Regions from separate parts of the Homo sapiens genome. Here region 1 is linked to region 2. Evidence: chromatin contacts called from ENCODE Hi-C data. All regions are on one chromosome and are shown on one strand. The core of a region is the stretch at or near the end of the contact, and the rest is flanking DNA. Distances in the headings are between cores, read along the strand shown.

Region 1 (6,682 bases), core at 2,922-5,421, 1.3 Mb after region 2:
TTGTGTTCAATTTAACAAGCATTAAATGAGCCCTTATTACAAGCAAAGCATCCCTCCTTTGTGCTTTTGGGAAAATTAGAACATAAAAATTTTTCATAGACATACCTATAAAAAATTAAAACTATATTGGTAACCTACATTTTAAGCATATGAATGCAATATATTTAAAGAATCTTGTTTTTTTTCCCAAAGTTAATTGCAATATGTTTACATTGGACACCAAGGGAAAAAAATATTTTAAAAGCTTACTGAGAATGAAAAGGAATACATTTGCAACTTCTAAGGTTGGGAGACTTGGTGGTTGCTTCATAAGTGTGCAGCAGAAGCAAGTTCATATGTATTCTGAAAGCATGTTTGATGCATGTGACTAGAATTTATGAAGAGGCAAAGCTATGTTCTTTATGAGCTCTAGGCCTTTCCTGCCTGGAAAGGACAGCCACCCTCTTGTGGGTGTCATATTTTGTCATCACTGCAGTGCAGGTGTGAGGAGCAGCCCCATACTCCACTTTTCCATGTGCCCAGTGTTGTCATTAGAGTCTTTGTACTGGCTTCAGTAAAACAATCTTCAGGACAGACTATCCTGCTCTGCCCTTATACCCTTTTTCTGATGTTGCACAGTATTTAGTCACTTCTGGGATTTCCTATCAGAGTTGAGAATTGTGGGAAGAGGAAAGGGATTTTCATAAGACTTTATTATATTACTTGGGTTCAGATTTGTACGTTCTTGATTGGTTCTCTCTGTTCAAAGGTCAAATTCACAATAGTGCTTTTGACTCTGCAAGAGATAGATTTTCTTTGTCTCCTGTAGAACATTCTTACTACCTATGAATAAAACTTTATAAATACCGCAATTATTTGGGTTCTATTTTTGTATTATTCTCTTTTTTTTATTGTAATTATTAAGAACATGAACTCTAGCTGGGTCCAAACCAGGCACTGAAACTAAGTCTGTAGTCTTAGGCAAATTTTTAAACCTCCTTTTGCCTTAGTTTTTCTCCTCTATTAATAGAGATAACAATTCTCCACTTTCATAGCATTGTAGTCAGCTATGATACATAAAGCCCTTAGAATACTACCTGTATGATACTACACAACATTGCATTTTGTAAATTGAGTACTTTGTAAAGCGCTTTGAAGGAAAGTCAGAATGAAAAAAATTCTCTGAAATGGGTAAATGCCAACTCCAGAATTAATATTAGACAGTTGATCGCATCGCATTTTAACACAACTTTGATGGCACATACAATGAACAGTGACTATACCCACATCTAAATTAGTGCTAAGAAATTAATAGCTAATTGAAACATTAATGTGGCCAGTATATTATCCATTTTGCTTTATTTTATAATTGTTTCTACTAAAGTAACAGATTTTTATATTGTGGGTTTTTTTTCTTTTGGTCTTTTTTTCAGGTTCAGAAGGAACATTTAAGTAACATGGGCCTAAGAGTTGTAACATCTTAACGCATGGTAAGATGTTAAAACAAATGTAGCCATCAGTGACGCCACTGAATTAATCAAGTAGTTGGTGCAAAAGTAATTGCAATTTTCTCCATCACTTAAAGGGCAAAAACCATAATTACTTTTGCACCAACCTAACAGAACTCAGATGCAGAAACATGCCCAACAGCCACAATGGCCTAAATGTACCTCTCCAAAGGGCCTTATTTACAATCGCCATAATATTAAAGTGAATCCTCTACCCCTTAGTAGGGCATAACTTGAAATAGTGAATTTTCCTTTGTTCATATTTAGAGGTTTCACATGTTTGGAATTCAACAACAGGGCTTAACTTCGATAAATCAGGAATCATGGGTCATGTTCAGAGAATGTAGGAAATAAATCTTTCTGTGTTGGCTCTATCCTTCTGAAGATCATATAAATATGCTCATGATTGGAAGCATGCATTCTTCTTTATAGATTTCAATTCTGAAAATAGAAAAGTTTACATCTATGGCATTTCTACTTAATTCATTCATCAAACATTTTTTCAAGGAACTCTTATGTCCCAGGCATTGTTCTGGGTACTGAAAAGCAGCAGTTAAAAAAAAAAAAAAGAGAATGACAAAAGTCTCCAACCTCAAAAAGCATACATTCTAATGGAGGGAGACAACAGAAAACAAGTGAGTACAAATAAAATGTCATATGGTGGTAAGTGTGAAGAAGAAAATAAAGCTAGGGTCTGAGAGGCAGCACTGCAATTTTAAAGAGAATGCAGCTTTAAATAGACTGCACCTTTAAATAGACCTGAGCAAGACTGCAACGTTTAGGCTGGGATGGCTGTAATCCCAGCACTTTGAGAGGCTGAGGTGGGAGGATCACCTTGAGGTTGTTAGAGGCTTCATGAGCTACGATCACGCCACCGCACTGCAGCCTGGGACACAGCTCAAGATCATATCTTAAATAAATAAATAAATAAAACAAAGAAGGCAACATTTAGCAAAGACTTGAAGGCAAGGAGGACATTCTTGAGGAAGAGTACTCCAGGCAAAGGAACCAACAGGAGCAACAGGTAAGGCATGTGTGGCGGGGCATGCACGGTGTGTGTGAGGAACAGCAACAAGGCCAATGTGGCTGAAGCGAAGTGAGCAAGGCAGGGCGAAACAAGGCAAACCACCAGAGGGGCAAAAAAGGAGCACATAAATTATACAGGAGCTTTTAGCTACTCCAGAGACTTTGGCTTTTGCTCTGGCTAATGGGAAACTGTCGGGGAGTTTTGAGAAGAGAAGTGCCATGATCTTACATTGTGAAGAGATCAGTATGCCTACTGTTAAGAGGCTACTTCTGTAATCCAGAGGAGAGATAATGGTGCCTTTGAGCATGGTGATATTTGTGGCAGTAGTGAGAAGTAGGTGGATCCTGGATATTTTTTAGTGTAAAATCAACAGGATTTGCAGATGGATGTGATGTGATGTGTAAGAGCGAGAGAAGAATCAAGAATGACACCCAAGTGTTTGGCTTGAGTGATGGAAAGTCTAGACTTGCCATTTGCTGAGATAAGAAACACATATTGGGAAAAACAGAGGTAGAGAGGAAGAAATCACACGTTCAATACTGGCTACGTTAAGTTCGATATCCTTATTTATCAGGTATCTAAACAGCGATGTTGAATAATGTCTTAGTTCACTTTGTGTTGATATAAATAACTACCTGAGACTGAATAACTTATACAGAAAACAGGTTTATTTGGCTGACAGTTCTGCAGACTGTACAAGAAGCATGGCACCAGCATCTGCTTCTGGTGAGGACCTCAGGAAGCCTCCAATCGTGGCAGAAGGGGAAGGGGAGTGGGCATTACATGGCAAGAGGAGGGAAGCAAGAGAGAGAGAGGGGCAGGTGCAAGGCTCTTTTTTAACAATCAGATCTCCCAGGAACCAACAGAGGGAGAACTAAGTTATTATGCAAGGACAAATGTTCATGAAAGATCCTGAATGTCCCAAATACCTGCCTCCAGGCCCCACCTCCAACATTGGGGAACAAATTATAACATAAAATTTAGAGGGTACAAATATTTAAAGTATATCAAAGAAAGAGTTTGCTTTAAGCATCATCTCTGTTCTGAATATATTACTTATAGCTGAGTGTTTCTGTAGTAATGAGACATTTGAATTGTTTCTTGGTGCAAACCATGTTTATGAACTTCTACAAGAAGTTCAGAACCTCAACACTGCTTTCAGGAAAAGCAAACTAGTAACAGTAAGATATCAGTTGTGTGCTTCTGATGTAGAAAAAGAGTCCCAAAATAGAGCTAACTCTGTCTAGAAAAGCTGCAAGAGGTTACCAAAGAGTAAAACCAAAGATTTTACTGCAGTGAGCTATTACACAGGCAGTGGTTTTAGGGTCTTCGCACTCTTCGGTGCTAAGTATAAATCGGTTTGATTTTCAAGCACAAGAGAAAACAATGTTTCTTGTGCCAGGTATGTATTTATGCACAAACTAGTTTGAAAGGCTTCAGCGTGAATGCCCAAATTACAATTGACCTCTGTTAGTCTCAGCAGTAGCACCAAGAAATGGAGCATAAGAAATGAAAAGAAAGAAATGTCAGGATACATTTGTAGCAACAGAGAAATGGCGGTGAGAAAATCTCAGGAAATACAAAGCTTACAGTAAAATTAAAAATCTAAATGCCTGCTGGAGAAAGGTGGTAATGTCAATGGGTAAAGCCAGCCTAGCACACACACAATAACAGGAAGTGGTGGGGACTGCGGTGACCTGCAGGGCAGGCACTGGTGGGAAGTGGGGAGGGCTGAAGCTACAAAAGGTGGGGGATGTTCTCCGTTGCCAAGTAGGACTAGGAGGAAGCACAGTGCAGACAGATTTTGCCTTATTTCCAGAAAAGCCAGAAATCTGGATATTTACATGAAATCTCCTGATTTTTAAATGTTGGCATTTAGTTCACATTTTCAAAAAACACTGTGGAAGCCAAACAAAACATATCTGCAGGCTGCTTTTGATCTGTAATTTCTAACTTTGCAACTTCTAACTTTGCCATTTACATACAAACAGTTTTAATTATTGAGTAAACTGAGCCATTAAATCCCTACATAGTTATGACAATGATTTCCCCTACACAGAAGAAACAGAAGAAACCATTTTTTTATGACCTGAAGCTTCTGTTGCAGTATGAAATCATGTTATTCAAATACTAGCAGAGGAAAAGCAAAATAATAGAATAAAAATAATTCCTTTCCTTTTCAGAATTTTTACAAATGAAAGTTGTCAACTTTTATTACTACTTTTGCATAAATCTTCTGAAAGTTAAGTCACCATTAAACTAAATATGATGTGGAATAAGGTAGAGTTACGCTCTGCTGCTTCTGAAATAGGTTGACATTTTATAAGATTCTCCTGGAATATTCCTCTGAAGGATGTTGGGTTTCAGAAATCATATAAGCTGATGGAAAACGACTGGTTCTGACTGAAATGAACAAGTGGAAGGAGAGATTTTCATTATGACTAAGGCTATTTCATAGTCTTTCCCAGTAACTCATTTTCTCCATCATTCTATCTGGAAATCTTCATTGAAAAGCAAGAATACCAGACAATTGGATAGATTTGAAGGAATGCTTAAACTCGATTCATTCTCATAGCCTAAGCAGGCCTCTGGACCATGCTTCAAGCACTGTGATTTGAGAGGAATCTGAGAAATGTTCTATCTTCCAGGGAAATTTCCTAAGAATCTTTTGCCCTGTGGTGGCTTTATTTCTACCTATACCTATAGATTTGGAGGAGAGAGGGTCTTCATTTTTCTCCTCTAAATTAATTGAGAGAATAGACATTCCTAGAGTGGGGGTAATATCTTAAAACCCTTACCAGCTAATGGTTAAGGCAGGAAAATGACTTTTTGTTCCCCCAGCAGGAGCAGGGAGCCAACAGGGCAAGACTATAAAGTAATGGCAGAAGCTCCGGAAGTCTGGAAACAGTATGAACTGGAAGTGTCAGAGTGTCACTCAATTCTGCCTAGAGCAAGAGTTCAGACAGCCTTCAAATCACTTTGGATAAACACAGGAGGCAGCCAGGGAAACAAAGCACTGTGGAGTTCAGTGTTCATTGCCCGGATGGGCTGATGGGCTCGTTGAGGAGAGGGAGTTTATTTTAAACATCTTTTGTGCCTCTTTGCAATGCCTGGTGCAGGGTTAGGCATACATCTTAGATGTAATAAATACAAGTTTAAATGAGTACAACATCTTCAGATGGATTTGTGACTCTAGTGTCAGACTATTGTATATATTATCATTTGACATTTCAAAATCATTTATATTCTATCATACTAAAAGGCTCACACATGCATGTATTGTTGAAGTTATTAATGGTTTCTTACCTAATTCAGGCACATTAAGTCTGCAGGTTAAATGCCAAGAAGTAGACTTTCAATATAACTAAAACATGCTCCTTAGAAGCAACCAAATTGTTTTAAGTATTTTAATTAAGATACTTATAAAATTACTGCACTCTTTCTTGCTTCACAAATTAGAGTTAAGTATAAAGAGCAAAACTGAACTATTTCTTAATCACTGCAAAAGATCATCCATCACATCTGTTGCATTAACACTTTAGGATTATTGTTGGTCTAGAGCATCTTACTTCAGTGCTCTACGGCTTAAAGCAGCTATGCTTTTTAGATCCTTTGCTTGCTTTTGACAATTTTTCTGTCTCTTTCCTTACTGAAAATAGTCAGTGGATCTTTTACTATCACCCTCCCACCTTTCTTAATTTGCTAACTCTAACATGCAATGGCCTGAGAAACCAGATTTCTAAGCTTAATAGGAAGGTGTATCAAAGAATAATAGCTCATACTTGTGCATTTTCTGTGTGCTAGGTTCTGTTCTGTGAATTTTAAATAGGTAATCTGATTTAATCCTCTATGAACCCTACAATGAAAATACTATTTTACAGGTGAGAGAACTGACACAAAGAGCTTGAGAAACTTGCCAAGTTCATATAATTAGTAAGTAGGGGAGACACAATCTGTATTCAGGCCATCTGACCACTGTACCATGCTATGGATTGTTTTTGAGTAAAAGAATGGATGATTCTTTCATTAATAAAATTCATGGATTGCAATGCATGGATTTTGTGACACCAATTGTGTTTATCTACAAGTCTTTAAAAAGTCCCTTCTGCTCTTCAGCTGTGTTCTGGATCGTTGATGTTAACATTTGGATGACCTCTGAAAAAGTCAG
Region 2 (6,392 bases), core at 1,270-3,769:
TTTTGAAACAGAGTCTTGCTTTGTCACTCAGGCTGGAGTGCAGTGGCACGATCTCAGCTCACTGAAACCTCCGCTCCCGAGTTCAAGTGATTCTTCAGCCTTAGCCTCCCATGTAGCTGGGACTACAGATGTGCACCACCATGCCTGGCTAATTTTTGTGTATTTATGTATTCATTCATTTATTTATATTGATTGATTTTTTTGAGATGGAGTCTCACCCTGTTGCCCAGGCTGGAGTGCAGTGGTGCAATCTCAGTTCACTGCAACCTCTCCTTCCTGGGTTCAAGCGATTCTCCTGCCTCAGCCTCCAGAGTAGATGGGACTACAGGCCGAAGCCACCATGCCTGGCTAATTTTTTGTATTTTTAGTGGAGATGGGGTTTCACCACGTTGGCCAGGCTGGTCTCGAACTCCTGACCTCAGGTGATCCGCCTGCCTCGGCCTTTCAAAGTGCTGGGATTACAGGTGTGAGTCATTGTACCTGGTCTAATTTTTGTGTTTTTAGTAGAGATGGGGTTTCTCCATGTTGACCAGGCTGGTCTTGAACTCCTGACTTCAAGTGATCCACCTGTCTCGGCCTCCCAAAGAAAGGATCTTTTGAGATGGCAAAGGCAACTGTATTTTTGTGTGCTGATGGAAATAATTCAAAAAAGAGAAAAGTAAATGATATAAGAAAGAAGGGAGAATTGCTGAAGTGATATCCCTGAGTAGATGAGAGGGGATTGGGTCTAGACCATATCTAATTGAGGACTACAACAGAGGAGGTTATGTTTGATAAAATCAATAAGAAGGAACAAGGTGCAGTGTAAGATAGTAATATATTAATAATACATGTACACTATGAGGTTGATTGACACAAAAAGAAAGAATGTAGAAGTTGTGCAGCCAATCAGGAGGAAGTCATAATAAGTTAGGGGAGAAAGGTATAGAGTCGGGTGTTGGTATGACTCTTACACTGGAGTAAGCAGGGTTCTTAACCTGGCCTCAGGGGACTCCATTCTTTGAAGTGCTTTCCTCAAATCTTCTAAGACTTCCTCTGGTACTTGGGACCAGCTGATATTGGCAGTGCCATCTGGGTGGGGTGTTGCAAACTTGGGTTGGAACCCCATGTGGGCCCCCATCCTTGTTCTTCCATTTGGGGTGCTCTCTAACCCTCTGTCCCATGGATGAGGTCAACCAGATACACTGAGGAGTTCCATGAAGCCTGCCTATACAGTCACTCTGGTATTCTCTGGCCAGGCCCAGGTTTTGGGAGGGTGACCTGGCAAGCCAGTAACTCCCGTTGGGTAATACAGTATGTATGCATATATGTATGTATGTATGTATGTATGTATGTATGTATGTATGTATGTATGTATTTTAAGGTTTCTGTGCAGTTGAGCTACTGAAATGGTATCGACAGATAGATTTGGAATGGCTTAAGCTGTTTACATGACAGAGCACCTGCAAAATATCCCCAGGGATGGCCCTGAATGTGACATGGGGATCGCCTGGGGTGGAGTGCCGTGGTGTGATCTCAGCTCACCGCAACCTCCGCCTCCTGGGTTTAAGCAATTCTCCTGCCTCAGCTTCCTGAGTAGCTGGGATTACAGGCACCTGCCACCATCCATGCCTGCCTGATGTTTGTATGTTTTGCATTTTTAGTAGAGATGGGGTTTTACCATGTTGGCAAGTCTGGTCTTGAACTCTTGACCTCAAGTGATCCACCCACCTCTGCCTCCCAAAGTGCTGGGATTACAGGCGTAAGCCAGCATGCCTGGCCCTCATAGAGATATTTCAGAAAACCAGGAAAAACACAATTCGGGGAGTAGTGCTTAAATCAGAAATGCTTAAATCTTGTGCTTACTGCTGTACTTCAACAATGATATCATTTAGCAAAGAGATCATAGGTGGAGTTTTTGAAGAGTTGGACAAAAGTAGTTTCTCTCAAAATAAAAACTTATGGCCAAATATTATGGGAAAGATGTCAGCCAACAATAATCTCTCCAAAACAGAGCCACCCAGGAAAGAGGTAAAGAACATTTATTTATCCTGTATGTAGCATATATCAGTCTGTTCTCACGCCGTGAATAAAGACTGATTTAAAGACCTGAGACCAGGTAATTTAAAAGGAAAGAGGTTTAATGGACTCACAGTTCCACATTGCTAGGGAGGCCTCACAATCATGGCAGAAGACAAAGGAAGAGCAAAGGATGTCTTACATGGTGGTAGGCAAGAGAGCTTGTGTAGGAGAACTCCCCTTTTTAAAACCATCAGATCTCACGAGACTTATTCACTATCACGAGAACAGCACAGAAAAGACCCACTCCCATGATTCAGTTGCCTCCCACCAGGTTCCTCCCAAGACATGTGGGAATTACAGGTGCTGCAATTCAAGATGAGATTTGGGTGGGGACACCGCCAAGCCATATCAATGTGCTATTTATCTTAGACCCCTGTGTACAGAGTTCTTACAGGCTCATCCAGCAGCAGTGTAAAAAACAAGTAACCTTGCAATTCAAGTTATTTGTCACTTAGAGATGACAAGAGGTTGTGGTAACTTTGCAACTGTTGTGGTTTTACCCTAAGGTCCCAGAGAAGTGTGTATCTGTTTTACAAATCTCAAACAAAAGAGAGGCAACAAATCAAGGAGATTGATACTATGCTGCAGTGTATGCCTCCTCACAGCCCCAGGTTGGTTCCTGGGTGCATGCAGAGATATTTAGAACACAGAGCTGTGCCTGAACATGTAGCAGCAAAGAGCACGGTCACTGGAGCCTGACTTCTTAGGTTCAAGTCATGGTTCAGCCACTCCCAACTTTAAGCAAGTTATCTAACCTCTCAGCAGAAGTTTCCTCATAAGTAAGATAGATGCTTTAATGTTAACTATTTCATGAGGCTTTTGTGAAGAGTAAATGAGTTAATTGAAGGAGAGGACTTTGTGATGTGTGGAAAGCACAATGTAAACACTCAGTATTAGCCATTATAATTGTTGTTGTTTATAATTAAGGGAGGAAGTTAAATATATAAAATTGTTCTGTTTTCTGAGTGTGAAAGCATTGTCTTTGTACTCTCCAAATTCTGGGGTTTTTTTGTTTGTTTGTTTTCAGAAAAAAAACAAAAACAAAAACAGAGTCTTGCTCTGTCACGTAGGCTGGAGTGCAGTGGCACCATCTCCGCTAACTGCAACGTCAGCCTCCCAGATTCAAACAATTCTCCTGCCTCAGCCTCCCGAGCAGCTGGGATTATAGGTGCCTGCCACCACGCCCGGCTAATTTTTTGTATTTTTAGTAGAGAATGGGTTTCACCATGTTGGCCAGGCTGGTCTCAGACTCCTAACCTCAGGTGATCCACCCGCCTTGGCCTCCCAAAGTGCTGGGATTACAGCATGAGCCACCACTCACAGCCTATGTTTTCTTACATCAAAAATAAAATCTCAGAGATTTTGCATTCTTTAATGAATTCTGCATTGTGTAACACGAGTTATTACTGCATTATGGCTTTGTTTTTTAAAGGAGAATTTTCCAACTCTTTTGAAACTCCCCTGCATCTGCTGTCCATATCTTCATCACATTATCTTTCCACATTCTCCTTCCTGTCTCCCTTTCAGTCATTCTTTCCCTTTTTGCTCATCATTATTCCAACCTAGTTCTTCATATCTCACTTTTCTCCAATGCAGGATGATTTTCTCCCTTCTTGGCCAGAAGTGGATGTTGTATATGAAATCTTGTCACAAATGGAGGAAATTTCCAGCCATTTAAAATAAATCAGGAAAACAGACCTGCTGATCTGAATGTAGTTTATCTTTTGCAACAAGAGTGACTCTGTGGAATGCTCAAATATATTTCTATTCCAGAAAGTCAGTCTTCATCTATTGATGATTATAGATTGCATAAGCATAGCACTTTTCACATGTTCCCTGATTTGCATTCCTTCTATTCAATAATTCATTCCATAGCCCATACAACACAATATCTCATTGTCAATTTTTAATATCTCTACCTTGGTTTCAATCCATCATTCTATCTGAAATAGCAAAACCTCACTACAGTCATGCTCTGTGTTAGTTCATTTTTTGCTGCTTGTAACAGAATACTTAAAACTGGATAATTTATAAAGAAAAGGAATTTGTTTATAACTTAGAGTTATGGAGGCTGGAAAGTCTGAGGTAGAGAGAACATATCTGGTGAAAGCCTTCTTGCTGGTGGAGCAACAGGCGGCATCACATGGTGAGGGGACTGAACATGTTAGTTCAGGTCTCTCTTCTTCTCATAAAGCTACCAGTCCTGGATGTGAGGGTGATCTGTCTGTGACATCTGCCACCCCATTGATAGCCCGAGTTGACTTGGCTGATCTGGCCAGCTAGGCGGTTGTCCCCTTCCTCCCTCACCACTCCATGTGTGTCCCTCCCAAAGCTGTGCTCGGTGAAAGAGGATTACCATCCCTGATAGAAGAGGACTGGTCTTCGGTCAAGGGTATACGGGCAACTGCGCTCCCCTGCTAGAACCTCCAAACAAGCTCTCAAGGTCCACCAGTCCCACTCCCATGATAACCCATTAATCCATTGACCCATTAATCCATGAGTGGATTAATCTATTCACGAGGGAAGATACCTCATGACCCAATCACCTCTTAAATGATATGAAATGAATATACCTCATGACCCTCCTCACCTCTCAGTGCTGCCACATTGGGGATTAAGTTTCAACATGAATTTTTTTTTTCTTGAGATAGAGTGTTGTTCTGTCACCCACGCTAGAGTGCAGTGGCGCTATCTTGCCTCACTGCAACTTCCGCCTCCTGGGTTCAAGCAATTCTCGAGCTTCAGCCTCTCCATAGCTGGGATTATAGGTGTGTGCCACCACGCCTGGCTAACTTTTTGTATTTTTAGTAGAGATGGGGTTTCACCATGTTGGCCAGGCTGATCTGGAACTCCTGATCTCAAGTGATCTGCCCATCTCAGCCTCTCAAAGTGCTGGGATTACAAGCGTGAGCCATGCCGCCTGGCCCTCAACATGAATTTTGCAAGAGACAAATATTCAAACCATAGCACTCTCTATCCCCTTTCTCTCTTTTATCTTTGCTTCTGGTTCTCATCATCATTTGATATTACTTTTACTTGCTCCCTGGCTCCTTCTTAGGATGGATCCTTGCTCCTTCTTAGGATGGATCCTTGCTCCTTCTTAGGATGTACAAGGACTTGGTCTGTTTTGTTTACTGTTATTCTCCAGTACCCAGAACAGTAACTATCCTAAAATATGTATTGACTGAATAAATGAATTGTAGTCATCTACTTCTTAGTAATACTTTGCAAATGTTTGCTTTTTAAAAAGTTATACTTATCATATAGGATGAGATAAATAGTTTTCATAAAATGCCTAACAAAGACCAACATGATCAGCTAGAAACTGATCCCCAGCTCCATCTCTCTGTGGTAGCAGAGTTGATGCATTTTTGTTTTAGTGCTCACCTCAACCATGGCATGTTTGTTAGGAAAGGAGCTTCCAGAAAATGTATTTAGGAAAGCAATTCTTTTTCTTTTTCTTTTTCCTTTTTCTTTTCTTTTCTTTTCTTTTCTTTCATTTATTTTTTGGGTTAGGGTCTCACTATGTCACCCGGGCTGGAGTGCAATGGCACAATCGTAGCTCACTGAAGCCTTGAACTTCTGTCCCCAAACGATCCTGTTGCCTCAGCCTCCAAAGTAGCTGGGACTATAGGTTTGCACCGCCATGCCCAGCTTATTATTGTGTGTGTGTGTGTGTGTGTGTGTGTGTGTGTGTGTGTGGTGATGGGGTCTCTCTTTGTTGCTTAGGCTGGTCTCAAACTGCTGGCCTCAAGCAATCCTCCCACCTCGGCCTCCCACAACTCTGGAATTACTAGTGTGAGCCACCGTGCTCATTGGGAGGCAGTTCTTTTGTTTTTATTTTTATTTTTTGAGATGGAGTGTCACTCTGTCACCCAGATAGGAGTGCAGTGGCACGATCTCAGCTCACTGCAACCTCCACCTCCAAGTGATTCTCCTGCCACAGCCTCCTTAGTAGCTGGGATTACAGGCATGAACCACTGCACCTGGCCAAGGTAGTACTTTTTAACGAACATACTCTCCTACAACTTACAAACTCATATGCTGAAACAGAAATATAAAGGCATGAATTTAGCCCTACAAATGTTTTAGCATGGGTAAAAACATACATAATAATGTAAAGTAAATTGAATTGTAATTAAGGTGATTGGGGTCATTACTTTGTAACATTTAAAGGCAAAGGCTCAACACAGTGTCAATTAATTATATCAACATTTCCACTGAAACACACATACTTCCAGGAAGAAGGCATGAATGCCCTATGGAATCTTGAAGTATTGCCCAACCAACCTGTCCCCTCAAAGGTAGACTTACTTTTAAGTTTTATTCTT

What was found. Hi-C counts contacts between places; a loop is a spot of excess contacts on that map. Pooled maps may share reads with other maps.
Region 1: a map of naive thymus-derived CD4-positive, alpha-beta T cell shows a loop between it and region 2 (7-fold over the local background). The contact joins two enhancer-like sites. A Hi-C loop is called at or near these places in 1 of 168 maps with a recorded cell type or tissue (naive thymus-derived CD4-positive, alpha-beta T cell) and 1 of 50 pooled maps.

What each region holds. Positions count from the first base shown.
Region 1 is chr12:67,626,725-67,633,406 of GRCh38, forward strand. No RefSeq gene overlaps it. Among named protein-coding and RNA genes, the nearest start is that of DYRK2, 19 kb to the right of the region's middle. Within about 2 kb of position 4,172, at least 4 of the 41 ENCODE cell types and tissues checked have a DNase peak (open chromatin) inside an H3K27ac peak, as active enhancers do.
Region 2 is chr12:66,288,417-66,294,808 of GRCh38, forward strand. It overlaps the pseudogene RN7SKP166. Among named protein-coding and RNA genes, the nearest start is that of HELB, 11 kb to the right of the region's middle. Within about 2 kb of position 2,520, at least 2 of the 41 ENCODE cell types and tissues checked have a DNase peak (open chromatin) inside an H3K27ac peak, as active enhancers do.